Regions from separate parts of the Homo sapiens genome. Here all the other regions are linked to region 4. A link is a loop called in an ENCODE intact Hi-C map of the cell type or tissue named here. Cell type or tissue: HCT116. All regions are shown on one strand. Region 1 holds the start of NAA25 (N-alpha-acetyltransferase 25, NatB auxiliary subunit). Region 2 overlaps TMEM116 (transmembrane protein 116). Region 3 has its middle 18 kb from the start of MAPKAPK5. Region 4 has its middle 5.9 kb from the start of HECTD4.

What was found. A loop is a pair of places that touch in the nucleus more often than their neighbours do. Peaks named below come from ENCODE experiments on the same cell type or tissue, not always from the same donor. Only the 100,000 strongest peaks of a DNase experiment are listed, where the experiment ranks them.
Region 1: it touches region 4 in a loop (3-fold over the local background); 22 of 110 quality-filtered maps call a loop at or near these places.
Region 2: a loop joins it to region 4, with 9 times the contacts of the local background. A loop is called at or near these places in 35 of 110 quality-filtered maps.
Region 3: a loop joins it to region 4, with 13 times the contacts of the local background. A loop is called at or near these places in 7 of 110 quality-filtered maps.

Annotation. Positions count from the first base shown.
Region 1 is chr12:112,105,235-112,113,234 of GRCh38, forward strand. It overlaps NAA25 (N-alpha-acetyltransferase 25, NatB auxiliary subunit), which reads right to left and starts at 3,549. Exons shown (of 24, transcript NM_024953.4): 1 at 3,482-3,549. The coding sequence starts at 3,539. RefSeq lists an enhancer at 1,217-1,718 and silencers at 3,319-3,398, 3,419-3,498. In HCT116, a CTCF peak has its summit at 7,731; DNase peaks (open chromatin) are centred at 3,597, 4,354, 6,317 and 7,437; H3K4me3 peaks cover 5,020 bases; H3K27ac peaks cover 6,617 bases.
Region 2 is chr12:111,941,905-111,949,904 of GRCh38, forward strand. TMEM116 (transmembrane protein 116) reads right to left here. Exons shown (of 11, transcript NM_001193531.2): 5 at 1,361-1,465. Among named protein-coding and RNA genes, the nearest start is that of TMEM116, 67 kb to the right of the region's middle. In HCT116, a CTCF peak has its summit at 3,534 (motif pointing right); a DNase peak (open chromatin) is centred at 3,547.
Region 3 is chr12:111,820,033-111,828,032 of GRCh38, forward strand. No RefSeq gene overlaps it. Among named protein-coding and RNA genes, the nearest start is that of MAPKAPK5, 18 kb to the right of the region's middle. In HCT116, a CTCF peak has its summit at 4,513; no DNase peak of the experiment used is centred here.
Region 4 is chr12:112,384,372-112,392,371 of GRCh38, forward strand. No RefSeq gene overlaps it. Among named protein-coding and RNA genes, the nearest start is that of HECTD4, 5.9 kb to the left of the region's middle. In HCT116, a CTCF peak has its summit at 3,153 (motif pointing left); a DNase peak (open chromatin) is centred at 3,160; H3K4me3 peaks cover 871 bases; H3K27ac peaks cover 1,047 bases.

The DNA of each region.
Region 1 (8,000 bases), 280 kb before region 4:
CTTGAGCCTGGGAAGTGGAGGTTACAGTGAGCCAAGACACTCCAGCCTGGGTGACAGAGCCAGATCCTGTCTCAAAAAAATAACGAAAGAAGGCACTGGGGCTTACCAAGTCACACAAGAGTACAAAATCTGCTGGGAACTACGTAGCAAAAGAGAATAATTTTAGCAAAAGGAGACCAAATAATCAAGTATGGGTTCCAGTAAGGTCATGGGTGGAGGTTTTCAAAAACGAAAAATGCAATACCCAAACTTATTAGTAATGTGAGATGCACTGGGAAGATGTTTCAAATCTATGCACACAGAAAAGCTATTCCAACCCTAGACACCACCAGTAAAATTTCAACCCACCACAATTTATCACCACATAGCCCTGTCCACATATACCCTCAATGAATTCCAGCAAGAGCTGAGGCCCCAAGCAAGGTTTCCAACACAATTGTAAAATAAATCCTGAAACCTTGGCAGTACAAATACTGTTGTACAAAGACAGTGATGCTACTGAATCTGAACTTGGTGAAGAGCTGAGCTCTCAGTGAGAATGTCTATGTTCAAATCCCAGCTCTACAACTTGGTAGCTACAACCTTGAGCAAGTTAATCTCTAGGCTTCAGTTTGATCACAATAATCTTACCTACCTAATAGGGCAGTCAGCCCACCAGTAAACACTAATTAATGCTGATAGTTGTTGAATTTTTGGCTGGTGGGCAAGTACCACCATAGATGAGTTTGTTCATTTGTCAGAATGTCTGAATTCAAGGAACCATGGTTGTTTGGGGGTAGTAATGTATTTAAACAACAAAAGTGTGGAGTTCAAAAGTCAAATGTGCTTAAGTGCTGAATTCACGGACAGTCTGTACCGTTCTTTTCCTAGTCCTGCCAGTTTATACTAATCGCCTTAGAATTACTGAAGAAAGCCTCTTCTAATCCTCTTCCCATGTACATGTTACAAAAGCTACATAATTCTGACTTCAGTTTTGAGAATATAACTTGTTAATATATCCTGATGTTTAGTGATGTGAAATGGACATGGTGTTTCCCATTAGACAGTCAAAACACTATTAATTCTAAATAACTATGGGACCAAAGAAATTCTCTTTGGTCCTCAAGAACAATTTTAAAAATCAAATTATTCTTGAAAGTATTGAGTGTTTTTAGTTTAAAAAAAAAAAAGTCTGCAGGCAGCTGCTGCACAAAGCTGTAATGAGTCACAAACTATGAACCCTGGATTCAGTTCTCACCTTCCATCACCCACCTTGTATATATATCTCTGCCCTCTGAAAATATACACTGGAGGGCAAGGGCATGAGAATATGCAGCCCCGGGGAAATAGGAAATCAGAGTCCTTTCTCTGCCACTTACCATCTGTGTGACCTCAGGCAAATCAGTGTCTTCAGCTCAAAGTGAGGTAGTTTCTAGCACAGTGGTTAAGAAGGTGAGCCTGGGCCAGGCACAGTGGCTCACACCTGTAATCCCAGCACTCTGGGAGGCTGAGGCAGGACTGCTTGAGCTCAGGAGTTTTAGACTAGACTGGGCAACATGACGAAACCCATTCTCTACAATATATACAAAAATTAGCCGGCATGGTGGCGGGCACCTGTAATCCCAGCTACTCAGGAGACTGAGGCAGGAGAATCACTTGAACCCAGGAGGCGGAGGCTGGTTGCAGTGCACTGTGATTGTGCAACTGCACTCTAGCCTGGATGACAGAATGAGACTGTCTCCAAAAAAAAAAAAAAAAAAAAAAAAAAGGTGAGCCTGGAGCCAGGCATGGTGGCTCACACCTATAATCCCAGCACTTTGGGAGGCTGAGTAGGTCAAGAGTTCAAGTCCAGCCTGGCTAACATGGTAAACTCCTGTCTCTACTAAAAACATGGAAGTTCGCTGGGCCTGGTGGCGTGCAACTGTAATCTCAGCTACTCAGGAGGCTGAGGCAGGAGAATCGCTTGAACCTGGGAGGCAGAGGGTGCAGTGAACTGAGATTGTGCCACTGTACTCCAACCTGGACGACAGAGTGAGACTCATCTCAAAAGAAAAAAAAGGTGAGCCTGAAACAGTCCACAGGGGTTCAAATTCTAGCTCCAAGAAATACTAACTGAGTGGCCTTAGACAAATTACACAACAACAATAAAGCCTCAGTTTCCTCATCTGTTTTTTTTTTTGTTGTTGTTGTTGTTAAAGGGTTCAGGGGCAGGAAAAAACAGTAGCCACCTCTTGAGAATGGGTGAAGATTATATTAGATAACCCATATAAAAGGCCAAGGCCAGTGACTGTCATAATGAGTCATCTATAAACCTTAGCTATAGGATTGTTGCTAAAATCAAATGAGATGTGAGAGTAAAAAAAAAAATCACACAAATTATGAAATAAAAGCCGGACTAACTGTGGCCAGAAACAAAGTTAACCACCGCCCCCCGCTCCCAAAACGATTCCCACCTTGGAGAGAAGCCTCCAATTTAGTAACATCCACATGAGGTCTATAAATACGATGTCTACTTTTGTAAAAACCACTGACCTTGAAGCTTCCTCACCATTAAGTGAGATAGACCAAGACCATAAAACCATCTAAGAGGAAAGGAAATGCAAAAAGGACCAATCCAATTACACATTTCGGTTATTGGAAAAGGGTTTCTCCCAAACTCAAAATCTGTGATTTTTCACTACCAGGGTAAATGGATGAGATGACATCAAGGTCTTCAAGTCTGCGGGTTGAGGTAAGAGTTGTGGAGAGGGATCTGCTTAGCACAGGGAAGGAAAGCTGCAGAGAAAACCACAGAGAAGCTGCAGAAAGGAGAAGCCCTCCAGTAGCTCTGCATGCCCCTCTGACACGAGCTATCACAATCTCTTCACCGCTATTTTAGGCCCAAGACCCCCTCCCCCCGCCTCCCACGTGTGACCAGAGTAGCTGCTTCTCCACCCAACAGCTCTGGATTGGGAGCCTGGAATCTCGGGCCTGCTCCTGACTCGATCTGGGTGACCTTGCGTCAGCCCCTTCCCCACTCCGGACCTCAGTTTCTCCTATGCACCGAAGCCCACCTAGTCAGACAACCCTCTAGGCCCAATTCCCGTAAATAAAAAAAAATCTCTGGTAGGGAATCTTCCCTCAGGCAGGGCGTCCCACCCTCGTGCCGGAGCCGGCTTCCACCTTCGGGGAGATCTCCGGTCTCCCTAGGAGCGGCGGTAACGATGCAGCCTGCGGGTAGCGCAGGTGTCTGCAGAACCACGCGTCCCACGGGGCCTGCCAAGCAGGCCAGCTCTGCCGACCAGCTGCTGCCCAGACCGCGCCACTACCACCCCAAGGCTGAGGAAGGTTGGGCCGGCGCCTACGCGAGGCCCGCGGCTGCGGCCTAGTGGCCCGCGCGGCCCGCCCCCCTGCGCCTGCCCGGCCCGCGCGCCGGCCCTCAGCACCCCTCCTGGGCTTTCGCCCCAGCCTCGGCAGCCCTCGGCGCGTCGGGCTGGCGAGCGGGCTGGTCCAAGACACTCACCGTAAATGGGCCGGAGGCGCCTGTCGTTAGGGTCCTGCACATGGCCCCGCGTCGCCATGATGACAAGCGCAGAACCACAGTGCGCACGCGCGGGGCAGGACCCCGGGAAAGGGCTATTAAAGGGCCAGCGTCGATCTCGCTTGTCTATCACGATAGTCGCGGTGCTGCGACTGAACGCGCCTGCGCGGAAAGGGAAGCATCCACCCTTGCCGATTGCCACCTCTTTAAACGCTGTTCCTTCACTTAGCAGGTGGGATCAAGCTGGCAAGAGGAGGCAGCTGTTGCTGTTAAAGTCTTCCGAGTCACTGACTGGGAAGTTAGGAGAGGAGGGGAGAAAGCTCTCAAAGTTAGGGTTCGGCTGCTCCTGTTTATCCTATTTATTCTCCGTCCTGAAGAACCAGCTAGACTTGGCTGTGATTAATCGCAGAGGAACCAGAAACTCCCGGGGGAGAGAGACCCAGGGGAAAGTTGGGGAAGCGGGGCTGATCAACAGCAAAAATCTGCCAAAAAAGTTCGAGAGAGCCGGGCGCTGTGGCTCAGCCTGTAATCCCAGCACTTTGGGAGGCCGAGGCGGGCGGATCACAAGGTCAGGAGATCGAGACCATCCTGGCTAACACGGTGAAACCCCATCTCTACTAAAAATACAAAAAAAGTTAGCGGGGCGTAGTGGCGGGCGCCTGTAGTCCCAGCTACTCATGAGGCTGAGGCAGGAGAATGGCGTGAACCCAGGAGGCGGAGCTTGCAGTAAGCCGAGATCGCGCCACTGCACCCCAGCCTGGGCGACAGAGCGAGACTCCATCTCAAAAAAAAAAAAAAAAAAAGAAAAAAGTTCGAGAGCCCTCCACCACCTGTTCCTGGACCAAACTGAGCGTCAGGCTGCTGTTTCTCCTGGTTCAGTAAGGAGATGCAGATGAACTGGAGAGGAAGCGAGTTTTTATTTCTGCAACCAGTTACAGGGAGAAGGCCTGGAAATTATCACCAGACCAACTTAAAATTACAAAGCTTTCCAGAGCTTATATACCTTCTAAGCTATATGTCTACGTGTAAATGTGCATTCATCTAAAGACATAAGTGATTAACTCGCCGGGCGCGGTGGCTCATGCCTGTAATCCCAGCACTTTGGGAGGCCAAGGCGGGCGGATCACGAGGTCAGGAGATCGAGACCACGGTGAAACCCCATCTCTACTAAAAATACAAAAAATTAGCTGGGCGCAGTGACAGGCGCCTGTAGTCCCAGCTACTAGGGAGGCTGAGGCAGGAGAATGGCGTGAACCCGGAAGGCGGAGCTTGCAGTGAGCCGAGATCCCGGCACTGCACTCCAGCCTGGGCGAGGGAGGCTCCGTCTCAAAAAAAAAAAAATAATAATAATAATAATTGATTAACTCACTTTAGTCTATAACTAAGGTTTGAGTCCTGAAGACTTTCCTTTGAAGCCTCAGTAAATTTACTTAATCTAAATGGCAATAGGTGCTGGGGTGATTATCCTTATCTTGCCTCCTACTAAATCACGGAGGTTTGGGGAGTTACTTCAGACCCCCAATAAAATTTGTTTAATCCTAAATGGGTCCTGTTAGGAATTCTTTCGTTATTTTGTCATGCTTTAAGGCCAAGGAAAGGCCTAGGCAAAACTCTTGGTGGGCTTTTGTTACATTCCATCCTTTGTATAAGGGCACTGGCTTTTTTTTTTTAGCTTTTAATATGTAACTTAACCACTCAGTTAGTACTGAAACAGTTGTTATGGAGGCCTGTGTTAGTGAGACCTGGCCTGCCACACACCCTTCTCCCAGGACTCAGCCAACAAAGAAGCATCCTAGATGAATACTTACTCGGTATCTGCCTAGAGTATTTAAATGCAAGGTCTTTACATTTATTCTCTCATTTAATTTTCATAACTGTCATCGTATTTCCCTGGGAGGTAGATCTTATTATTACCTCTCTTTTTACAGATAGATTTATTCGTACAACACTGAGTTATTGAGTGCCTATTATTTGACACACTCTTGTTTTAGGCACAGAGGATACATCAATAAATAAAATAGACAGAGACTTAATGGAGTTTTTATTTGTAGTGAGGGAGACAGACAATAAATAAGTAGATAGCCTATTACATGGTGATAAATGCTACTGAGAAAAATAAAGCAGGAAAGGGGGGCAGTGAGAGAGGGAGGTAATTTTAAATAGTGTGGTAAGGCTGGCTTGGTGGCTCACCCCTGTAATCCCACCACTTTGGCAGGCCAAAGTGGGTGGATCACATGAGGTCAGGGGTTCAAGACAAGCCTGGCCAACATGATAAAACCCCTTCTCTGCTAAAAATACAAATATTAGCTGGGTGTGGTAGTGTGAGCCTGTAACCCCGGCTACTCAGGAGGCTGAGGCAGGAGAATCGCTTGAACCCGGTAGGCAAAGGTTGCAGTGAGCCAAGATCGTGCCATTGCACTCCAGCATGGGCAACAGAGCAAGACTCTTGCATAAATAAATAAATAGGCCGGGTGCAGTGGGTCGTGCCTGTAATCTCAGCACTTTGTGAGGCCGAGGCGGGTGGATCACCTGAGGTCAGGAGTTTGAGACCAGCCTGGGCAACGTGGCGAAACCCCATCTCTACTAAAAATACAAAAAATTAGTCAGGCGTGGTGGCACGTGCCTGTAATCCCAGCTACTCCCGAGGCTGAGGCTTGAACCCGGGAGGTGGAGGTTGCAGTGAGCCAAGATCATGTTGTTGCACTCTAGCCTGGGCAACAGAGCAAGACTCCATCTCAAAAAAAAAAAAAAAAAAGGAAGGCATTTAAATACTCCAGAGGTCGGGAATGGTGACTCACGCCTGTAATCCTAGCACTTAGGAGGTCTAGGCGAGCGGATCACTTGAGGACATGAGTTCGAGACCAGCCTGGGCAACATGGCAAAACCCCATCTCTACTAAAAATAAAAAATTAGCTGAGCGGCTGGGCACAGTGGCTCACGCCTGTAATCCCAGCACTTTGGGAGGCTAAGGTGGGTGGATCACGAGGTCAGGAGATCGAGACCATCCTGGCTAACACGGTGAAACCCTGTCTTTACTAAAAATACAAAAAAATTAGCCAGACGTGGTGGCGGGCACTTGTAGTCCCAGCTACTCGGGAGGCTGAGGCAGGAGAATGGCGTGAACCCAGGAGACGGAGCTTGCAGTGAGCCGAGATTGTGCCACTGCACTCCAGCCTGCAACAGAGTGAGACTCCATCTCCAAAAAAAAAAAAAAAAAAAAAAAAATTAGCTGAGCAGGGTGGTGCGCACCTGTAATCCCAGCTACTCAGGGGGCTGAGGCACAAGAATCACTTGAGCCCAGGAGGTGGAAGTTGCAGAGCCGAGATTGCAACACTGCACTCCAGCCTGGGCAACAGAGGGAGACTCTGTCTCAAAAATATATATAAATAAATAAATACTCCCTGGATAAGGATCATTTGAGCCCAGGAGTTTGAGGCTGTAGTGAGCTATGATTGCACTACTGCACTCCGGCCTGGGTGACAGAGCGAGACCCTGACTCTCCAAAAACAAACAAACAAAGACTCCCGGGATGAAGTTATCAGGCAAAGTACAACAAAATATTTGAGACATACATACATACATTCACTGTTTATCTTAAATTCAAATTTAACTGGGTGTCCTGTATTTTTATTTGCTAAATCGGGCAACCCTGCGCTAGGGGAAACTCCATGCCCCCCAAATCATGCTAAGCAGCAACAATGAAGGGCAGATGCCTCAGGCAAGCTGACCCTAGGATCACTCAGAGATGGTGTGTGACCCTGCTGAGGTTGGGCTAGGACAGGGAAAAGGAGGGAGGAGAGCTGGGGTTCACCTTTGGTGCAAGTGAAAGAGATGATGAGTCACCTGAGATTTAAGAATTTCCCAGGAATGGAAAAATACAGCACCTTTAAGGGGAGCACATATGAGGCTCCTAACCAAGGCTCGGGTTACTCAGCCATGTTCTTACGCTACCTTTGTTGGCCTGGCCCCAGAGGAATGCTGATAGACTTGGCACCCAGCTCCCTGAACTTGGCAAGACCAGGGCATCATATGGATCTACCTAGCAGAGGCTTCTAGAGTCTTAGGTCACCATCCTTAGTGGGATATATTTCCCTCCACTCTGAAAGACTGCTTAGCATCCAACTAGGATTAATTGGTTGTTCTCTTTTCCCATTCCTACTGCTTGTCCTCAGAACCTAAGAATGAAGCAGTGACTCGCTAGGCTCTGGGCCTGTCCTTACCTGCCGCTGGGAGGCAGCTTGCACACCCTTTGGCAGGCCTGAATCTTTTCGGGTAACAAGATGACCTCTGAGGAAGCCAAAAGCCCATCCTTGCTGTACAATTCAGAACTTGGAGCTCTTAGCGATGACATTATGGAAAAGTGCTTGGTATACAGCAGGTGCTCATTAAGTAGTGTTTTCCATTTTCTCAACTTAGAGGAGGGGCATACAGTCTTCATTTGGTAACATTTTCTCTAGTGAGAAACATTCTCCCTGGCCGGGTGTGGTGGCTCATACCTGTA
Region 2 (8,000 bases), 440 kb before region 4:
AGATCACATAGACTAACATTTCATTTTATTTTATTTTTATTTTTATTTTTTTAGACAGAGTTTTGCTCTCGTTGCCCAGGCTGGAGTGCAATGGTGCAATCTTGGCTCACCGCAACCTCTGCCTCCTGGGTTCAAGCAATTCTCCTGCCTCAGCCTCCCAAATAGCTGGGATTACAGGCATGCGCCACCATGCCTGGCTAATTTTGTATTTTTAGTAGAGACGGGGTTTCTCCATATTAGTCAGGCTGGTCTCAAACTCCTGACCTCAGGTGATCCACCCATCTTGGCTTCCCAGAGTGCTAGGATTACAGGTGTGAGCCACCACGCCCGGCTAACACTTCATTTTGTTTGCTTGTTTTTGTTTTTGTTTTGTTTTGTTTTTTTGAGACGGAGTCTCTCTCTGTCGCCCAGGCTGGAGTGCAGTGTGGCATGATCTCGGCTCACTGCAAGCTCCGCCTCCCGGGTTCATGCCATTCTCCTGCCTCAGCCTCCTGAGTAGCTGGGACTACAGGCGCCCGCCACCACGTCTGGCTAATTTTTTGTATTTTTAGTAGAGATGGAGTTTCACCGTGTTAGCCCGAATGGTGTCAATCTCCTGACCTCGTGATCTGCCCGCCTTGGCCTCCCTAAGTGCTGAGATTATAGGCATAAGCCACTGCGCCCGGCCAACACTTCATTTTACAATGAAAAATTGGAGGTGCAAGAAAGGGAGATGATATGTCTAAGGTCACAACAGGAGATAAATAACAGAACTGGGTCTCGCAGGGTTGGCATGGAGTCAAGAAGAATTTCCCTTGCTGAGTCAAACCAGGCAGGAATGCCAGCACTGTAAATAATACTCCTATAATCAAACCTGTATGTGTATGTGTGTGTGTGTGGGTGTGTGTGTGGGTGTGTGTATGTGTGTGTGAGAGAGAGAAGGGAGAAGAGGAAGTGATGTCAAAAGAATGGAAACAGTGGGAACACGTTTTTTCTTCAATTAACCTCCATAAATGCACCTAGCTAGTGCTAAATGCTTACACCGTTTATCAGGGATATACAGGGATTGTTTTTACACACTTTTTTTTTTTTGAGACAGGGTCTGTCTCTGTCACCCAGGCTGGGGTACAGTGGCTCAAGTGATCCTCCCACTTCAGCCCCCGGAGTAGCTAGGACTCCAGGCATGTGCTACAATGCCCGGCTAATTTTTTTGGTATTTTTTGTAGAGATGGGCTTTCACCACTTGCCCAGACTGGCCTCGAATTCCTGGGCATAAGCAATCTGCCCCCCTCAGCCTCCCTAACTGCTGGGATTACAGGTAGGAGTCACCACACCCGGCCTAGCATACTATTATTAACTATCAGCCCTGAATAAAACTTACCAGTGGAGATGTGCTCTGTCCACTCTGGGTGTGTTTCATCCTCAGCTCTGTGTACAAATACCAGATGTAATTGACGGTGTAGAGAAATGAGGAAATGTAGAATATCTAGGTTAAAATCAAAACAACCCATCATAACTATCTCACTCTGACACTGTGAAGTTCTTTCAACATACTTCATTATTTTCTATTATGAGAATCCTACCTACTAGTCTATTAGTAATGTACCATCTAGTGTCCATACCAGGCAAAACCATACCAAGTCTGAAATTCTTTTTTGTGTGTGTATGTGACAGAGTTTTCGCTATTGTTGCCTAAGCTGGAGTGCAATGGCACAATCTCGGCTCACTGCAACCTCTGCCTCCCAGGTTCAAGCGATTCTCCTGCCTCAGCCTCCCGAGTAGCTGGGATTACAGACACGTGCCACTACGCCCCGCTAATTTTATTGTATTTTTGGTAGAGATCGGGTTTCACCATGTTGGCCAGGCTGGTCTCGAACTCCTGACCTCAGGTGATCCACCTGCCTTGGCCTCCCTAAGTGCTGGGATTACAGGTGTGAGCAATCGCACCTGGCCCCAAGTCTGAAACTCTAACAGGCCTACCTAAAACATGCCCTGCTTCCTTATTTTATCCTTTGGACTGTTCAAAAGAACCACAGCATTATCCACCTCTACCTGCCCCACAGTCCCACTTTTACGAAGATATCATATAATCTTTTTCTATTTTATTTTTTAATTGAAAAGGCAATAAGGATTTCTACTTCTAGTAATGACAGGCTAAGCTATTTGAATCAACTTTCCATTCAAAAGAACTAAACATGCTGAATAAGATATTTTTTAAAAAATCCTTAAAAGAACCTAAGAACTGAGATGATATCAAGGAACTAGTAGGATAAAATCTAAGAGAAGGAATTTCTACTTCCAGCTTTGATGAGATAACAGGAATAGAATTTACCCTCCAGCCTTAAACAACTAAAAATTGAATAAAATATATGAAAATATCCAGTTTTCAAACAGTAGGCAACAAGCAGAAGAGAACAGCAATCCCTGAAAAAAGAAAAGCAAGGCGAGTCCATCAAGTACCCCAGCTCACCAGCTGGTAAGAGCGAGTATAGGAGGGCTGGGCACAGTGGCTCACCCTGTAATCTCAGCACTTTGTGAGGCCGTGGTGGGCAGATCATGAGGTTGAGATCGAGATTATCCTGGCCAACATGGTGAAACCCCATCTCTACTATAAATACAAAAATTAGAGTGAGTACAGGAGGGGGAATCCAAACAGACCACTGTCTTGGTGAGCTGAGCGACAGAATTCAGTTTGGGAGGCCAAGGCAGCTAAAATTTGTGAAGTACAGTATCAGAGCAGAGGAAGCTATATGGTAAGACAATGCTCAGGAGAGCTGCAGAGGTCACCCCAAGTCTTTGGTTAAGTATTAATCAATGTATATGGAAGAGAAAACCATGAAAACCAGAGAAAGAATCCTCAGAAAAGAGTAGGTGGGACAATCCCTAAAGCTCACACAGGGCCAGGAATAGTTTGTTTGCTTTCTCATCAATCAGAGTGGAAGAATACACAGGGCATAATCATAAGAAGAGTATTGCTTCTGTAATGGGACCAAATTAGCTGTACATAAAAGGCTGCCCTCACAAGGCTTAAAAGCAAGCCTAATTAGTGGGGGTGGTGGTGTATGCCTGTAATCCCAGCTACCCTGGAGCCTGAGGCAGGCAAATCACTTGAGCCCTGGAGATGGAGGTTGCACTGAGACAAGATCGCGCCACTGCACTCCAGCCTGGACGACAGAGTGAGACTCCATCTAAAAAAAAAAAAAAAAAAAAAAGCAAGCCTTTAAAAAACAGGCAAACCTTGAAAAGGTCAGGAGTTCGAGACCAGCCTGGCCAATATGGTGAAACCCCCATCTCTACTAAAAATACAAAAATTAGCCAGGCATGGTGGTGTGTGCCTGTAGTCCCAGCTACTTGGGAGGCTGAGGCAGGAGAATCGCTTGAACCCAGGAGGTGAAGGTTGCAGTAAGCCGAGATCGAGCCATTGCACTCCAGCCTGGGCAACAGAGCTAGACTCCATCTCAAAAAAAAAAAAAAAAAAAAAAAAAAGAAGAAGAAATAGGTAATTTCATTTACGCCCAGTAGAGGGAACCAGGATGTCATTGTATCTGTTAGATTTTTTTTCAGCCCTCATAGCAGATACATAAGCATTCTAAATTTGACCCTTCTTGAAGTTTTCAGGTTTAAAATTTTGTAACACCTTAAGTGATATTGTTAAAAACCTCAAGAACTGTAATTAATGTTAACATTCTTCAATAGCAAAGATAAATGATTATTAATTTATCATCTTAACTACTTTGTATTATTTTGAGAGACTCAGGACTCATCTTTATTTTGTTAAACTCCCAGAGACACAAATATTCATTGAATGACTACCTTGCATAAAGAAGAATCTATGATAGGGAAGACAAATGAGAACCTTCTGCTTAATCTCATACAGATAGTCCCTAACTTTATAATTGTACAACTTATAATTTTTCAACTTTATTATGGTATAAAAGAGATATGCATTCAGTAGAAACTGTACTTCTTTATGTACCCATACACCCATTCTGTTTTTCACTTTCAGGACAGTATTCAATAAATTAAATGAGATATTCAACACTTTATTATAAAATAGGCTTTGTGTTTTGCCCAACTGTAGGCTAATGTAAGTGTTCTGAGCATGTTTAAGTTAGGCTAGGCAAAGCTATGATGTTTTAATTCCACAATCTGTTTCTTTAAATTTTCAACCATCTCCTAAACTGAAGCTTTATGTTTAGAACAATGTTTTCCTCTAGTATAACTTGATTCTGTACTCCTGGATTTTCTTGATTTGTCAAAATTGTTCCATGTAACCAGACAATTTCACATGCTTTTACTTTTTCTAAAATCCATACATTCCCCTTGCCAAGACCAGCTTGGTCATGGAGACCCTAACCCAGTGGTGCTAGAGGAATTAAAGACACACACACAGAAATATAGTGTGGAGCGGGATCAGGGGGCTGACAGCCTTCAGAGCTGAGAGCCCTGAACAGAGTTTGACTCACATATTTATTGACAGCAAGTCAGTAATAAGCATTAGTTCTATAGATTATAGATTAACTAAAAGTATTCCTTACAGGAAACAAACGGATGGGCCAAAACAAAGAGATGGGCTCTGGCTAGTTATCTGCAGCAGGAACATGTCCTTAAGGCGCAGATCGCTCAGGATATTGTTTGTGGTTTAGGAACACCTTTAAGTGGTTTTCCACCCTGGGTGGGCCAGGTGTTCCTTGCCCTCATTCCAGTAAACCCACAACCTTCAGCGTGGGCGTCATGGCCATCACAAACATGTCACAGTGCTGCAGAGATTTTGTTTATGGCCAGTTTGGGATTTGGGGGCCTGTTCCCAACACCCCTGCTTAAGATACTAGTTTTCTTGTTTACTTCTCCTATAAAACTGTGTACACTCTCATAATCTTGAACACATACTCTTCCAGTATCTGATTAAAACCCATTTATGCCTAGTGTTCCATTATTGGAATGCTAAGCATGTAGAAGTTACATCCTACTGCTCAAGGTCATCCCCAAGGTCTGATTTTTCACACGTCTGCAATTCAAAAAAGCTGCAACCTCCAGCATAAATGGGTTAAAGTCAAGTACCTTTTCATCAGATTTGACTCCCAGGTCATCTAAATGAACTTTCCATAAAAAGAAAAAAAAATCATATTACAGGTTTTTCTTTAAATTCTTGATAACTGGCCTAAAAAAACCAAAGATTTTACATTTAATCAAAATAATTTCCTGTGTTTCATATTGTTATATTGGGTTTTTAATTAAAGTGTTAAAAAATTTATATCCACATAAATTTCTGTACTTGCTTTTAAAGACTTTTTTTTTTTTTTTTGCTTTTAAAGACTTTTGATGGTCACTCTGGTTAAATAAATGATTATTATTTCATAGTGACATGTGATCCTGTTTTGAGCAAGTGTTTTAAACCTTTTAACATCTTTGACAGGCTTCCCCAGAATCAGACTCTAAATTAAGTCTTTTTTGACTTCAAACTAACTTTGGGTTATTCCATTTGGCCTCAGAACTTCTCAAAAGTTTATAAAAGAGAAATATTAAACAAAATCAGGCTTACTTGAGATGTCAAATTATATGGAAAACATTGTCAAAAGGTAAGTGATGTTAGATCTACTTTCAGTTACTTTTATGGGTATGTTATTGATATAAATGTTCCAAAATTGTACAAAACTCTTAAAATCTAATATGGTATCAGTCATAATTCTGATTACTATTTTATACCACAAAAATAACCACATTTAATTGTGAATGTCTGGTTATGGTAAACTTTCACCAGATTTTACATGGTTATTCAAAGGTTGTGTCATCCTCAGTTATTGTTTTCATTCTTCCCTACAGGTATCTGCAATCAGATTCATGAAAAAGACTCTAACAAGTACTCTTAAATACAAATTTCTAATAACTTCAATATTAATGGACTAAATACAAATTTTCCAAAACTCCAATGCAAAAATTAATAAATCTGCAAAACTGCTAATCAAGATAAAACCAAAAAATTAGTTACATGAGATTAAATAACATAAAAGTAATGTTTTTATGACTTTTATTTAAAAGTTTATTTGGAATTAAAGTATTTGGCTGGCTAAAACAAATACATTTTTTAAAACCTTGTTGTTTTTTGTTTCCTGTTGGGACTCAGGAAAAAGAAAAAACACTGTTGGTTCTTTACTTAAATGTTTTGTTTTCCAAATTTTAAAAACTGGTCGGGCCAAGGATCACTCATCTGGTTTGGGAGATCCAGCCTAGCAGGTACAAGGTAAAAAACATGCTTTTCTCAGAGGTTAATTTACATATAAGCACTGAGTTCAGCTAGAAGCCTTGAAACTTATATTCCTCCCTGCTCAGCCACCTTGCTGCTCCTGTTGAGGGAGGGCTACCGTGCCCATCCAGGAAAGAAATAGTTCAAGTCTTCTGAGAAACGTAGGAGTTCAGAGTAAGGTGAGATGAGAAGACAGAATCACAGATAGAATTTGAATAGGTTAGGGGGAAGAGGGTTGGGCATTCTAAACAAAGGGCTAGAATAGGAAAAGGGGCAGAGACAGGAATAAGGATGTCTAGTTTCCCACAGGAACTTAGTGCTTCATACAGTGCCAATCAATAGTAGGTCCTCAGTAAATATTTTGATCAATAGTAGGTAGTCAGTAAATATTTTGTTGGATGGCTAAAAGATATTCAGGCCACCTGCATACCTAGAGCATCTCAAACTTGGTACATAAAACAAGTGGCAGTATCTTGGGGAATAATCAAAGCACCAAAACAAAAATGGCAACAATTTTACCAGATTTACTAGTAGGTAAACTAAAACTTTTAAAAATTTAAAACAAATATACTCATGCATATATTTATTTTAATTTTATACATCATATGGGATTATATGGCAGGGGGGCTTTGTAAATTGCAAAGTTCCAATAAATTCTTTTTAAAAAATGGCTGGGCATGGTAGCTCACACCTGTGATTCCAATACTTTGGTAGTCCTAGCCAAGAGGATCACTTGAGGCTAGGAGTTTGAGACCAGCCTGGACAACATAGCAAGACCTCATCTCTACAAAAAATAAAATAAAATAAAATTAGCTGGGCATGGTGGTGCACACCTGCAGTCCCAGCTACTCAGAGCTACTCAGGAGGCTGAGGTGGTGGGGTGGCGGGGGTGGCGGGGGTTGCTTGAGCTTAGGAGTTAGAGGCTGCAGTGAACTATGATTGCGCCACTGTGCTCCAACCTGGGCAATAGGGCAAGGCCCTCTCCCCCAACCCCCACCCCCAAAAAAGAAAGAAAACAAAAACAAAAACAAAATCTTTTTCTCTTAAGCTATCTACAGTTTACACTAATTTGATAAAATATGCTTTTATAAAGAAAAGTAAAATCATTTACTTTTTCTCCCTACTTGATCCCTTCAAAACTAAAAAACTACCCATAAGTATTCTTATTCTTATAACAATATAGTTGATTCCACAAGTTCAATAAAAATATGCTATTTTTATAATGGAATACAATTTAAAACATTGCTTATATATATTAGCAAGGTTTTGACTAGAATGTCATATTTAAATTGTTTATAGATACTATGGACAAAGTCTAAAGTCTGCCTTCATTTGGCTTCCTAGACTTAAGAACTTTTTAAATCTGAAATTACAGTGTGGTCAGTTGCTATTCCTGCTGCACTTATATTAATGATCAGGTAATATTTGATAAAACTAAACTATTTTACAAACAATTTAGTCTTACTCTATTATCTTTGGTAAAAATCGCAATTATGGTAAAGAAAAAACTTATGTTTCTAAGAAAATCTGTAATACACCTGTTATTAGACTGTGGCCCTGAGGAATTGTTTTCAAGTTTTTATTATGTACCTATAGAATGGACTAGATCCTAAAATCTTCTAGGTACCTCCAATCCAACCTTCTTCCATAAAATTACTAAAACCAGGAAATGCTGTTCCTAAAACCCTGTAAACTAAAACCAAATAGGTCAGGGTGATGGCTCATGCCTGTAATCCCAGCACTTTGGAAGACCGAGGCGGGTGGATCACCTGAGGTC
Region 3 (8,000 bases), 560 kb before region 4:
CATAAATAGCTGCATGAGCTTTAGAAGAGCCATCAGTAAAATAAGTCTGGCCACCTGAAATAGGCTTGTGATGAGTAATCACAGGAAGAATGAAAGAATGGACTTTATAAAACTGCAAAACTTTGTCTGAGGGATAGTGGTTGTCTATGGCACCCACAAAGTCTGCAAAAGTGATTTGCCAGGCAGTTGACATTTCCCAAGCTGTGGACTGTTGCTGAGAGTCTAAAGGAACAATAATTTTATCTGGATCATATCCCATAGGCATCTTTGACCTATGCCTGCCCATAGTCACAATTTGTGTAATTAAAGAAAGATAGACTTGCAAAGTTTTGACTGATTAGGTAGAAAGAGCCATTCTATTACGGTTACAGATTTGTCTAAGCATTGGCCTAAAAGTCCTGTTGGAGAGTGAGGGATAGGAAGAACAAACAAAAGCAAAGGTTTTTGTGGCTGTAGCCATGAGGCATGTCATTGCTGTAGCATCTGCTCTACAAGTTGTAACTCCACTTCTGCCTCTTTGGTCAATTGCTGTGGGGAATTTAAGGAAGAATCTCCTTGCAGGGTTTGATAAAGATGTGTAAGTTGATAAGTTGCAATACCTAGCATTGGTCACAGCCAATTTATATCTCCTAATAATTATTGAAAATCATTTAAAGTCTGTAACCTGCCTTTATGGAGAACTACTTTCTGAGGCCGTACACTATTGGGGAACCTGCCCCGATATTCATGTAGGTTCTTTTCTATTTTTCCTAAGCATTGGCCAGCTTGAGAAATAAAGGGACAGAGTACAAAAGAGAGAAATTTTAAAGCTGGGCATCCGGGGGAGACATCACATGTCGGTAGGTTCCGTGATGCCCCACAAGCCGCAGAAACCAGCAAGTTTTTATTAGGGAGTTTCAAAAGGGGAGGGAGTGTGCGAATAGGTGTGGGTGACAGACATCAAGTACTTAACAGGGTAATAGAATATCACAAGGTGAGTGGAGGCAGGGTGAGATCACATGACCACAGGACCAAGGCGAAATTAAAATTGCTAATGAAGTTTCGGGCACCATTGTCATTGATAACATCTTATCAGGAGACAGGGTTTTGAGATCAACCTTCTGACCAAAATTTATTAGGCGGGAATTTCCTCTTCCTAAGAAGCCTGGGAGCACTATGGGAGACTGGAATCTATTTCATCTCTGCAGCCTCAACCATAAGAGACAGGTGCACCTGGGGGGGCTGTTTATAAGCCTATACCTCCAGGTGCGTATTCTCTTTCTCAGGGATGTTCCATGCTGAGAAAAAGAATTCAGTGATATTTCTCCCATTTGCTTTTGAAAGAAGAGAAATATGGCTCTGTTCTGCCCAGCTCACCAGCGGTCAGAGTTTAAGATTATCTCTCTTGTTCCCTGAACAATTGCTGTTATCCTGTTCTTTTTTCAAGGTGCCCACATTTCATATTGCTCAAACACACATGCTGTACAATTTGTGCAGTTAATGCAATTATCACATGGTCCTGAAGTGACATACATCCTCCTCAGTGGACAGGATTAAGAGATTAAAGTAAAGACAGGCATAGGAAAGCACAAAGGTATTGACTGGGGAAGTGATAAGTGTCCATGAAATCTTTACAACTTATGTTTAGAGATTGCAGTAAAGACAGGCATAAGAAATTACAAAAGTATTAATTTGGGGAACTAATAAATGTCCATAAAATCTTCACAATCCACATTCTTCTGCCATGGCTTCAGCCAGTCCCTCTGTTTGGGGTCCCTGACTTCCTGCAACAGTACACTCCCCTCCATAACAATAGTTCCTAAGTATTAGTATGGGGAAGTTGTTTGCACTTTCTCTGGAGCAATTTTGAGATTCCATTTAATTAAAGCCTGTTTTGTTTCTCTGAATAACTGATGTAAAATTTGATCTGTAGGAGCGGCCAAAAGAATATCATCCATAAAATGAATGATATACACAGTGGGAAACATATTTCAAGGCTCCTTTAATGCTCTTCCCACAAAATGCTGACATAATGTAGGACTGTTAAGCATGCCTTGAGGTAAAACTTTCCATTGATAGTGAGAAACAGGTTCTCTATGATTAATAGAAGACACAGAGAAGGCAAATTGAGGCTTATCCTTCTCGTGTTATGGTATAGTAAAGAAACAATCCTTAAGATCTATTCCTACAAGAGGCCTGTCTCTTGGAATGGCTGCTGGGGAAGGTAAACCTTGCTGTAAGGCACCCATTGGTTTAATTTGCGCATTAATAACTCTCAAATCATGCAGTAGTCACCATCTTCCAGACTTTTTTGGAATAACAAATACCGGTGAATTCCAGGGGCTGACTTCTCTATATGTCCTGCATTCAATTGTTCTTTTACCAACAGATGAAGTTGATCTAGCTTCTCCTGTGTTAGGGGCCATTGATCCACCCACATAGGTTTGTCACAAAGCCATTCTAATGGTAAGGCAGTGGGTCGAGGAGAAATATCAATGATCCCCATCAGAAATCCTGACATCCTTGCCCTTTTCTGTTTCTCCAGTTATAGATATCGGGTTAGGGTTTCCTTGTAGGAATTTCCCTAAACCTTTTCCACTCTGATATCCCATGTCCTTCAACATTTTAAATCCTGGGTTATGAAAGTTTTCATTTGTAAGTCTCATATCCCATGCTGTAAGTAATTCTTGACCCCATAAATTGATAGCTATATTTGCATCATAAGGCTGGAAAGTACATGATTGTCCATCCGGACCAAGACAAGGTAAAATCTCAGCACTCTGTTGAACACTTTTAGCTGCTCCTACTCCCACTAGGGATGTGGAGGTTAGTCTGAGAGGCCATGCTGGGGGCCAGTCCTTACTGGATATTACTGACACATCAGCTCCTGTGTCCATAAGCCCATACAATTTCTTTCCTTTACTTTGTACTACACAGGTGGGTCTATTATAAGCTATAGGTTGTGAACATAGATTTCTCATGTAGTTGTGCTCCCAAACCCTTTATTTCCTCGTTTCTCCTTTTATGGAGAAGGGTGTAATTTGCAGGGAATAAGCAATAATTGAGCAATATATTCTTCCGGTTCAAAAACCCAAAGATCTTGTGACATTAAAACTACTTGAATTTCTCCTTCATAATCAGAGTCAGCTACTCCTGGGACTACAGTAATGCCTTGCAAGTTAAGGCAGCTTTTGCCTAAAATTAGTCTATGTATCCTGCTGGTAAAGGTCCCCAAATGCCAATGGGAACTTTGATAGGTTTGTCTCCACCAATTAATGTAATTCTTTCTCTGACTGGAAGATCTAATCCTGCACTTCCTGGTGTTCCTGGGGTGAGGGAATCAATGTTCCTCCTGGGACCCACCCCTGAAGTGGGGTTGTGGTCTGAACTGGGAATGCCCTCATTGTTTGAGGGGCCCGGGTCCAGGCCCCCTTCTCGTTTCCTGACAGGTGGTTGCAGTTTTGATGAAATTTTGAGCGGCATTGAATAGCCCAGTGATTTCCTTTGTTACAGTGAGGACAGAGTCCTGGCGTTTTTTTCCGCTGGGCCAGGGGGGTGGAGGGCACCACATTATAAGGTCCTTTCTGCCCTGAGATCAGGCAGCATTCCTTTTTAAAATGTCCAGTTTTTCCACAATTATAACATTTTCCCACTTTAGGGTTTGACCGTTGGCTCCTTTTAGATTTGTCAACTACTAAATTAGCCATTGCTTGAGCTAAAATTGCAGAGCAATGAAGCTCAGTTTCTACATCCTGACAAGTTCTGAGAAAATTTCCCAAGTTTTGTACACCTCACAGGTGCCAGTGCACGTTTACAATCTGCGTTTGCATTCTCAAAAGCTAAAGTTAAGGTTAGCATTTCTGTGGCAGCGGTATGAGGAATTTGATGCTTCACTGCCTCTTGTAATCTTGCAAGAAATTGCACATAGGGTTCCTGTGACCCTTGCATGAGATGTAAAAAGGATTGTACTGGGACTCTCTCTTCTGGAATTGTGGCCCAGGCGTGTTTAGCAGCCTGTGCACACTGCTGATAAGCAGGATCTGGGAGTGCCATTTGACATTCCAGGTCTGAATAAAGGGCCATTACCTAACAGCATACCCTCTGTAATGTCTCCGTGTCCAGAAGCATGATTCTGTCTAGCCTGGTCTGCACACATTTCTTGCCAATTTAAATTCCAAGTCAGGTATGCAGTAGCAGACAAACAAGTGCAAGCCAAATGTTTTACATCAAAGGGTAGAAGGCGCATAGCACCAAATACAGATTCTAGCAATCCTAAGGTGAATGGGCTCTGTATCCCATTATTAATTACACTTAATTTTTCATTCCTTCAACAACGTAAACTCTAGTGGGGTGTGTTCATGAATAAACTGCTGTGGATTGTTTGGATCAGGCCTTATGGAAATAGGAAAAGTGCAGGCAGCAGAGCATAAAATTCTTTGTATTGAGGTCTCTATTTCGGCTACTGAAGGAGGCGGTACAGATGTTTCTGCAACTGGAGGGGGCGGTATAGGCCAATTTTTATCCTCCCTCTCCTGTTTTTTATTTTCAATTGGTGCTGTGGGTGGGACAACAGATTCTTTCAGATTTTTAGACTCAGAACATGACTCCTGCTGTCCAGCAGAATAAAAAGGATATAATGGCAGAAGGACAGTATGAACTAAACTCCTAGTGGAGAAAGCAGAAGAATCAACTTTAAGACCTTTTTGATGAGCCTGTTTTAATCCTTCTCCTGCTCTGTGCCAATTTTCTACATCAGGAGTGCCTGCCTGTGGAAACCATGGGTTATGCGTAATAACCTCCTGCAGCATCTTAGTTAATGTCTGAGAATTAACCTGAGCACCAGATTGTTTCAACAAAACTTTAAGCAACTGCACGTTTTTTTTTTCAACAGACAAATTCTGCCCCATGTTACCTGATTCAGAAAAATTCCCATTCCCAGTACTTCTTTTTTTTTTTTTTTTTTTTTGAGATGGTGTCTCGCTCTGTCACCCAGGCTGGAGTGCAGTGGTGCGATCTCGGCTCACTGCAAGCTCCACCTCCCAGGTTCACACCATTCTCCTGCCTCAGCCTCCCGAGTAGCTGGGACTACAGGCGCCCGCCACCACGCCCAGCTATTTTTTTGTATTTTTTAGTAAAGACGGGGTTTCACCGTGTTAGCCAGGATGGTCTCGATCTCCTGACCTCGTGATCTGCCCACCTCGGCCTCCCAAAGTGCTGGGACCCAGTACTTCTTTAAGAGAGCACTGACCTTATATTGCTCCCAGTACCTCGTTAGGGCACTGACCTTATATCTGCTGCCAGTGGACTCATCCCAGTGTCCCCATTCGTCTTGTCAATTTCAGCTTCTCTGCTTCAGCAGACCTTCTTCGTTCATGTCCTCAGAGTCCCTGTTCTGGGGTGCCACTTTGATGCGTGAATGGACCTTGGTGGACTGAACAAAGGGGGACGAATGCGAGAATAAAGATAAAGACAAAAAAGCATATTTGGAAGACATGGTCGGGGGCTCCTTGCTTCTAGTGAACAAGGGCCCTGAGCTTTAGAGCCCTTTGTATTTATTGGGTAAAGGAGATAGGGAGAAGGGTGGGGGGTGGTTGGTGGTCAGCAGCTTGATTTACAGCAGGCTTGCAAGACTGCATTATTTGAACAGTAGGCTCTGGATGTCCCAGTAGATAACCTCAAGGCATACAGTGCCGGGGAGTGATTGCCCTCAGCAAACCTTCTGGTGGCTGGAGCAGAAGCAAGTTTGCTCACATTCTGCATTCATGATAAACAGTTTGCTGTTTGATCATATAGCCTCAGTGGAATGCTGAGTTGGTCACGACCCACGGGCATTCAGCTCTCTATGAAAAGGAGCCTGGCATCTCTCTTGCTCCCTCCTGCCATCGGATATGCCAGCTCCCCCTTTGCCTTCTGACAGGCTTTCTAAGCTTCCTGAGGCTTCACCGGAAACAGAACAGATGCTAGTGCTGTGCTTGTACAGCCTGCAGAACCATGAGCCAAATCAATCTCGTTTCTTTATAAATTACTCTGCTTCACAGCTGGGCATGGTGGCTCACATCTGTAATCCCAGCACTTTGGGAGGCCGAGGTAGGTGGATTACTGAGGTCAAGAGTTCGAGACCAGCCTGACCAACATGGTGTAACCCCATCTCTAATAAAAATACAAAAATTAGCCAGGCATGGTAGGGCATGCCTGTAATCCCAGCTACCCAGGAGGCTGAGGCATGAGAATTGCTTGAACCCAGGAAGCAGAGGTTGCAGTGGGCCAAGATCGTGCCACTGCATTCCAGCCTAGGCAACAGAGCCAGACCCTGTCTCAAAAAAATAAAAATAAAAAATTACCCAGCTTCAGGTATTCTTTTATAGCAATGCAAAACAGACTAACACACTGTCTTTTTTTCTCAGCTGTAAAGTGAGAATAATCATTGTGAAATGAGATATTAAAATTCTTTGGAATCATGCCTCCTCAGCAGCTTTACAAGGCTACCATGTGGAGTTGTTCAGTGGGTATAGAGTTTCAGTTTTGCAACATGAAAAAGTTCTTGAGACTGGCTGCACAACAGTGTGGATATACTTAACGTTACTGAATTGTACTCTTAGAAATCGTTAGGATGAAGCTGGGCACGGTGGCTTATGCCTGTAATCCCAGTACTTTGGGAGGCAGAGGAGGGTGGATCATCTGAGGTCAGGAGTTTGAGACCAGCCTGGTCAACATGGTGAAATCCCGTCTCTACTAAAAATACAAAAAATTACTTGGGCATGGTGGTGGGTGCCTGTAATCCCAGCTACTCAGGAGGCTGAGGCAGGAGAATCGCTTGAACCCAGGAGGCGGAGGTTGCAGTGAGCCGAGATTGCACCATTGCACGCCAGCCTAGGTGACAGAGCAAGACTCCATCTCAAAGAAAAAAGAAATGGTTAGGCTGGTACATTTTATGCTATGCATTGTTTCTCAGAATAACAAAATTTTTAAGGAAATGACCACCACGTGAGATACCTAAAAAGCTGTCCCAGGAGAGGGATGATATTTATTCTGTGAGCTCTGAGAGGGGAGACAGGAGCCAGTTAGCAACCACTGAGTACTCCAGCCGGCCCACAAAGCCCCAGCATGGATGCTGCACCTGAGTGAGGCTGGCCTTGGAGACCTCTGGGCCCCTTCCAGCTCAGAGGTCTGAAGGATTTGAGCTGAGTCAGGTCAGCAGATGCTAGAACTTTCCATTCACAGACTGTCCAGTTTTGCTATATTTGAGGAACAGAAACAGGTCAGAAAGCAGGGCATGCTCTCATACTACTAGGAAAACATAATGTGATGCAACCTTTATTATTATCATTTATAGTATTATTTTTAAATTTTGTTATTTATTTATTATTTTATTTATTTTTTTTTGAGATGGATTTTCCCTCTTGTTGCCCCAGCTGGAGTGCACTTGCACAATCTCGGCTCACTGCAACCTCTGCCTCCCAGTTTCAAATGATTCTCCTGCCTCAGCCTCCTGAGTAGCTGGGACTACAGGCGTGTACCACCATGCCCAGCTAATTTTTGTATTTTTAGTAGAGACCGGGTTTCTGCATGTTGGCCAGGCTGGTCTCAAACTCCTGACCTCAGGTGATCCGCCCGCCTCAGCCTCCCAAAGTGCTGGGATTACAAGTGTGAGCCACCGTGCCCAATCTTTTTATTTATTTTATTGAGATAAGGTCTTGCTGTGTTACTCAGGCTGGTCTTGAACTCCTGGCCTTCCAGAGTGCCAAGATTACAGGTGTGAGCCAAGGTGCCCAGAAGGCACAACCTTTCTGGCAGGCATTCACAACTAAGAACTTAATCCAAGAGCACAATTGGCCAAGCGTGTGACGTTAGAGAAGAGCACTGTTGTTGTGAACTTCAACCAATGAAGATGGCCTGAGAAAAACCTGTGACAGCTTGGCAGAATTCAGAAGGATGAGACATCACTCCAACTGAGCCACGAAAATATGGTCTGGAGGCAGGGAACATAAGCCCAATTCACACTTCAGCTATGACAGAAAATA
Region 4 (8,000 bases):
GTTCAGAGTTGATCAGAACCATGGAAACAATAAAACAGGCAAGTGTAATGGAATGGCCATTTCATCAAATCCTCCCAAATGTCTGAGAGGGGGAGTATTATTATTCCTACTTTCAGCTGGGAAGTCAAGACTCAGTTAGATACTTTGCTCAATGTCACAAAGCCAGTAAACATCAAAGCTCAGATGTAAACCCAGGTCTGTCCGATTTTACAACTTCAGCTTCCTTATTTTGACTGTAAGAAAACTCCTTCATTCCTTTTTTTTTTTTTTTTGAGACGGAGTCTTGCTCTGTTGCCCAGGCTGGAGTGCAATGGCATGATCTCGGCTCACTGCAACCTCTTGACTCACTGCAACCTCTGCCTCCTGGTTTCAAGTGATTCTCCTGCCTCAGCCTCCCGAGTAGCTGGGATTACAGGCGTGCACCACCATGCCTGGCTAATTTTTGTATTTTTAGTAGAGACGGGGTTTTACCATGTCGGTCAGGCTGGTCTCGAACTCCTGACCTCGTGATCTACCCGCCTCGGCCTCCCAAAGTGCTGGGATTACAGGTGTGAGCCACCGCGCCCGGCCCTTCATTCCCTTTTCCAAACCTAATAACAACTATCTATCACAATTAAAAATATATATATAGGCTGGATGTGGTGGCTTGCACCTGTAATCCCAGCATTTTGGGAGGCTGAGGCAGGCAGATCACCTGCGGTCAGGAGTTCGAGAGCAGCGTGGCCAACATGGCAAAACCCTTTCTCTACTAAAAAATATATAAAAATTAGCCAGGTGTCGTGGCGTGCACCTGTAGTCCCAGCTACTCAGGAGGCTGAGGCAGGAGAATCACTTGAACCCAGGAGGCGGAGGTTGCGGTGAGCCGAGATAGCGCCATTGCACTCCAGCCTGGGCAACAAGAGTGCAACGCTGTCTCTAAATAAATAAATAAATAAATAAACAAGCAAAATTAGGTGAGCATCGTGATGTGCAGCTGTAGTCCTAGCTACTTAGAAGGCTGAGGTGGGAGGATTGCTTGAGCCCAGGAGGTTGAAGCTGCAATGAGCCATGGTTGTGTCACTGCACTCTAGCCTGGGTGACAGAGAGAGACCCTGTCTCTATTATTTATTTTATTTTATTTTTTTTGAGACAGAGTCTTGCTCTGTCACCCAGGCTGGAGTGCAGTAGTGCAATCTTGGCTCACTGCAACCTCCATCTCCTGGGTTCAAGTGATTCTCCTGCCTCAGCCTCCCGAGTAGCTGGGATTACAGGCATGTACCACCACGCTCGGCCAATTTTGTATTTTTAGTAGAGGCGGGGTTTCACCATGTTGGTCAGGCTGGTCTCAAAGTCCTGACCTCAGGTGATCCACCCACCTCGGCCTCCCAAAGTGCTGGGATTACAGGCATGAGCCACTGCGCCTGGCCCATTTTATTTTATTTATTTATTTCGAGATGGAGTTTCACTCTGTCACCCAGGCTGGAGTGCAATGGCTAGATCTTGGCTCACTGCAACCTCCGCCTCCCGGGTTCAAGTGATTCTCCTGGTTCAGCCTCCCGAGTAGTTGGGATTACAGGCACCCACCACCACACCCGGCTAACTTTTGTACGTTTAGTAGAGATGGGGTTTCACCATGTTGGCCAGGCTGGTATTTTTTCATTTTTAAAAAAATTTTTTTAGAGATGGGCTCTGCCTGTGTTGCCTAGGCTGATCTCCAACTCCTAGCCTCACGTGATATTCACACCTTGGCCTCCCCAAAGCACTGGGATTACAGGCATGAGCCACTATGACCGGCCCATCACAATTTTTAAATGCTTAGATTCAGGACTCTAACCATCTTAAATAGTTCAGATAAAATTTCTTCTATACTTAGTCTTATTTCTTCTACTCTTAATGATGTTTTAAGATCAGGAGTCAAGGTGCCCAGGAACTCTTGTCCTTCAGCCTAAGTGATGAAAACAGCACAGATCTAGGGCTTAAAGTCTTTAGACTGCATAATGAATAGTTATTTAATATTTTAGCAACAGTAATTAATTAGTCATAGGACTGCATGGCTGCCACTGCACCATGATGAGGCAGCTGATGAATTAATATTTATAGAACCCCCTCCGGAAAGGAGACCATTTAGTAGGGATTTCTAGAACAGATCAGCAAGACAAAGAAAATGCCTGGTCAAAAGAACTTTAGGTTGGAAGCTACGAGGAAGAGAATCTGTATCTAGTCTAGACAACACACACATACACACACAAGACATTCATTTATAGGAAGGAAAGATTTATGGCTTATGACTTCTTTTCTTTGGAATCGTCATTTCTACTCTTCTATTCAAGAATGGGGGATCAGGATGGGAAAAGGAGCAAGAGAAAGTGTTGGCTGGGCAACCCTAAGTTAGAAGCAGAGAAGAAATATGAGGAAAATAGGAAGAATAGCTATGACTAGGTTGGACCTCAGTTACTCCTGGGAGGCATCTCCCCAAGAGGGAGCAGCAGGCTTGTTGATGGAGATCATCTCCCTCCTGCCCCAGCTGCTGACGTGATACTCGCTAGCCCTGGCTCAAGCTGGGGCCCCTCTGGGATTTTGCAATATCTCTCCCTTCTGCTGGTTTTCTATACCAGCTGACTGTCTAAAATGACTTCGTAATCCTTCCTGGGTCCAAAAATATGTGAGTGTGGTGTGAAGATAAGTGGTCCTTGATAAACTTTATTAGAGCTTAAAGGTGGTTTTAGATGAGGCAGCCATGTTAATTTTTAAGGCCTTTCAAAACACCAAGGAAAAAATACACACACACACACACACACACACACACAGAACCTATGGGGGAGATTGATTATTTCCGTCTTACTAATTACAGTCTCAAAGAGGAAACACACACACCTACTCAAAATCTTTTTTCCAAGTGTTCTGGTAGGCCCTGTTCATATTTTTATTTCAAAGAAGATTATTTTGGCTCATGGGTGGATCTATGTGGTAACAGGGAAAAGAAATCAGATGAAAGAGATATTTGAAAACGAGGAGGGGGAAATTCTCCTTGGAGCACCACTGAATTGCTAAAACTAAAGGACGGGTCTCCACATTGATGAAAAGCCAGAAGATGAAGCAGCATTAAATGCCTTTCTCATTTGAAAAGATCATCAGCAGCAGGGAGCTCTGAAAGATGCTATGTCCTCCATCGCCACCTTGTGTGCATCACAGGCCTTGCTGCACTGGGATTTGTAGTTCAGACTTGGAAATTTGCTAACATTCGTCTCCTGCAAAAAAATTAGATTAAGAAAAAGTTGTGGCCGGGCGCGGTGGCTCACGCCTGTAATCCCAGCACTTTGGAAGGCCGAGGCGGGTGGATCACGAGGTCAGGAGATAGAGACCATCCTGGCTAACACGGTGAAACCCCGTCTCTACTAAAAATACTAGCCGTGCGCGGTGGCAGGCGCCTGTAGTCCCAGCTACTCGGGAGGCTGAGGCGGGAGAATGGCGTGAACCCAGGAGGCGGAGCTTGCGGTGAGCCGAGATCGCGCCACTGCACTCCAGTCTGGGCAACAGAGCGAGACTCCGTCTCACAAAAACACAAAAAAACAAAAACAAAAAGTTATGGCTCATGCCTGTAATCCCAGCACTTTGGGAAGCCGAGGTGGGCGGATCACCTGAAGTCAGGAGTTCGAGACCAGCCTGGCCAACAGGGCAAAACCCCATCTCTACTAAAATTACAAAATTAGCCAGGTGTGGTGGTGCGCGCCTGTAATCCCAGTTACCCAGTTACCAGGAGGCTGAGGCATGAGAATCACTTGAACCCGGGAGATGAATGTTGCAGCGAGCCGAGATTACGCCACTGCACTCCAGCCTGGGCAACCTAACGAGTCCATCTCAAAAAATAAAAATAAAAATAAAAATAAAAAAGTTGTTAGCACAAAGGAAAAGTGGACAAAAGATATTATTGAAGAGTTTTCACTCAAGGAAAAGCAAACACTGTACGTTTTTGTTCCTTCAGTATTCATTAAATGCCTACTCTGTGCCAGGCAGAGTTAGGTTTGAGGATCGAGTTCCCAAGGAGACTGGCAGCTTCCCTTTCTCATGAAAGACAGGGAGGCTGCTTGAAGGAATCATTCCAACGGGGATGAGAAGTCCGGGCACCTAGTCTGGGGGTGAGGTTCCCGGAAGATGTTGAGTTTAAAGCTGGTAACTGCTACGTATGAGTTAATGAATGTGAGGATGGTGGGGGAAACTTCAATACTATTATTCACCAAAAAAAGCACATGCAATGCAGTGTGGTGTTTGAATCATGGACTGCTTGGATTTGGTCCCAGATCTTTTGCATGTTACCATGAAGAAGTAATTCCACCTACCTGTTTCCCAGTTTTCTGGGATGATGGTGGTGGTATCTACCTTCATAAGTAAGCAAGGTTGGTTCCTTCTGAGGATTTTTTGTTTGTTTCTTTGTTTGTTTGTTTGAGACAGGGTCTCAGTCTGTTTCCCAGGCTGGAGTGCAGTGGTGCGATCTCAACTCACTGCAACTTCTGCCTCCCAGGCTCAAGTGATCCTCCCGCCTCAGCCTTCTGAGTAGCTGGGACCATGGGCATGCACCACCATGCCTGGCTAATTTTTGTATTTTTTTGTAGAGACAGGGTTTCGCCATGTTGCTCAGGCTAGTCTCGAACTCCTGAGCTCAAGCAACTGCCCACCTCTGCCTCCCAAAGTGATAGGATTAGAGGTGTGAGCCACCACACCTGGCCCTTCTGAGAGTTTTGAAAGAAGAATCTATTCCAGACCTCTCTCCATGGCTTGTAGATGACCATAGTCTTCCTATGTCTCTGTATATTGTCTTCCCTTGGTGTGTGTCTGTGTCCAAATTTGTTCGTCTCTCTCTTTTTTTTTTTTTTTTTTTGAGACAAGGTCTCACTTTGTTGCTGGAGTGCAGTGGCACGATCACGGCTCACTGCAGTCTCAGCCTGCTAGGCTCAAGTGAACCTCCCTCTTCAGCCTCCCTAGTAGCCGGGACTACAGGCATGTGCCACCACACCTGGCTAATTTTTTTTTTTTAAAGATGGGGTCTTGCTGTGTTGCCCAGGCTTGCCTACAACTGCTGGACTCAAGAAGTCCTCCCGCCTTGACCTCCCAAAGTGCTGGGATTACAAGCATGAGTCACCACACCTGGCCCAAATTTTCTCTTTTTACAAGAACATTAGTCATATTGGATTGGGCCCCCATCTTAAGGACTTCATTTTAACTTGATTCTCTCTCTCTCTGAAGACCCTGTCTCCAAATAACATTACATCCTGAGGTACTGAGGGTTAGGACTTCATCATGTAAATTTTCAAAGGGACACAGTTCAGCCCATAACAGAAATGGAGCTATGATTCCCTGAGATAGGAAGTATTAGGGAAGAAACATGTGGGGAAGGAGGGCAGAGAACCAAGAATTGGAAAGAAAAACAGTTAAAGTCATGAGACTATTCATTTATAATGATTTACATTTTATGGGATCTAATTACACTAAAGAGCTTCTGCACAGCAAAAGAAACTACCATCAGAGTGAACAGGCAACCTACAGAATGGGAGAAAATTTTTGCAATCTACTCATCTGACAAAGGGCTAATATCCAGAGTCTACAAAGAACTCAAACAAATTTACAAGAAAAAAACAACCCCATCAACAAGTGGGCGAAGGATATGAACAGACAGTTCTCAAAAGAAGACATTTATGCAGCCAACAGACACATGAAAAAAGGCTCATCATCACTGGCCATCAGAGAAACGCAAATTAAAACCACAATGAGATACCATCTCACACCAGTTAGAATGGCGATCATTAAAAAGTCAGGAAACAACAGGTGCTGGAGAGGATGTGGAGAAATAGGAACACTTTTACACTGTTGGTGGGACTGTAAACTAGTTTGACCATTGTGGAAGACAGTGTAGTGATTCCTCAGGGATCTAGAACTAGAAATACCATTTGACCCAGCCATCCCATTACTGGGTATATACCCAAAGGATTATAAGTCATGCTGCTATAAAGACACATGCACACGTATGTTTGTTGTGGCACTATTCACAATAGCAAAGACTTGGAACCAACCCAAATGCCCATCAATGATAGACTGGATTAAGAAAATGTGGCACATATACACCATGGAATACTATGCAGCCATAAAAAATGATGAGTTCATGTCCTTTGTAGGGATATGGATGAAGCTGGAAACCATCATTCTCAGCAAACTATCACAAGGACAAAAAACCAAACACCACATGTTCTCACTCATAGGTGGGAATTGAACAATGAGAACACTTGGACACAGGAAGGGGAACATCACACACCGGGGCCTGTTGTGGGGTGGGGGGAGGGGGGAGGGGGGAGGGATAGCATTAGGAGACATACCCAATGTAAATGGTGAGTTAATGGGTGCAGCACACCAACATGGCAAATGTATACATATGTAACAAACCTGCACGTTGTGCACATGTACCCTAGAACTTAAAGTATAATTAAAAAAAAAAAAAAAATATATATATATATAAAGATTTACATTTTAAAATAAAATAGGCTGGCTGTGGTGGCTCAAGCCTGTAATCCCAGCACTTTGGGAGGCTGAGGTGGGCGGATCACTTAGGCCAGGAGTTTGAGACCAGCCTGGCCAACATGATGAAACCCCGCCTATACTAAAAAAAAATACAAAAATTAGCCGGGCATGGTGGCGGACCCCTGTAATCCCAGCTGCTTAGGAGGCTGAGGCACTAGAATCACTCCAACCCAGGAGGTGGAGGTTGCAGTGAGCGGAGATCGTGCCACTGCACTCCAGCCTGGTCGACAGAATGAGGCTCGGTCTCAGAAAAATAAATAAATCAAACAAAAACAAAACAAAAAATAATTTGCATTGTATACTCTCACTTGTCACCTGCTTCAGGTCATCTCAGGCCAGTGCCCATCTTTATATGCATATAAAAACATAGATATATAAAGACATATATATATATATATATATATATATAAAGACATATATATATAAAGACATATATATATAAAGACATATATATATATAAAGACATATATATATGTCTTTTTTCGTATACTTGTTGGACATTTATATATATATATATGGGGTAGAAATGCAATTACATTACATGAGAAGTGGTCAAGTCAGGGCTTTTAGGGTATCTGTCATCCAAATAGTATACATTGTACCCATTATGTAATTTCTCATCATCTACCCCCTAACACCCCCTCATCCTTCTGATCTCCAGTATCTATCATTCTACTCTCTATGTCCATGTGTACACCTTTTTTAGCACTGACTTAGGAATGAGAACATGCAATGTCTATTTTTCTTTTTTTTTTTTTTTGAGACAAAGTCTCACTCTGTGACCCAGACCGGAGAGCAGTGGCGCGATCTCGGCTCACCGCAATCTCAGTTCAAGCCATTCTTGTGCCTTAGCCTCCCAAGTAGCTGGAACCACAGGGACATGCCACCACGCCTGGCTAAATATTTTGAATTTTTAGTAGAGACAGGGTTTCACCATGTTGGCCAGGCTAGTCTCGAACTTTTTTTTTGAGACAGAGTTTCGCTCTGTCGACCAGGCTGGAGTGCAGTGGTGCAATCTTGGCTCACTGAAACATCCATCTCCGGGGTTCAAGCAACTCTCCTGCCTCAGCCTCCCAAGTAGCTGGGATTACAGGTACATGCCACCACACCCAGCTAATTTTTACATTTTTAGTAGAGATGGGGTTTTACCATGTTGGCCAGGCTGGTCTCAAGCTCCTGACCTCAGGTGATCTGCCCACCTTGGCCTCCCAAAATGCTGGGATTACAAGTGTGAGCTACTGTGCCTGGCCCACAGATATTTTCTTTCATTGTGTGTGTTGTTGGTTCATTATCTTGATTATTTCTTTTGCTGTACAGAAGCTTTTTGGTTTAAGTCCTGTTTGTCTGTTTTTGTTGTCTGTGCTTCTGAGATCTTAGGCATACAATGCCCATCTTCATCTCAGCAAGCCACCCTGACTGCTTGCAGTTTCTTTAACAATTGTACCATTTTCCTA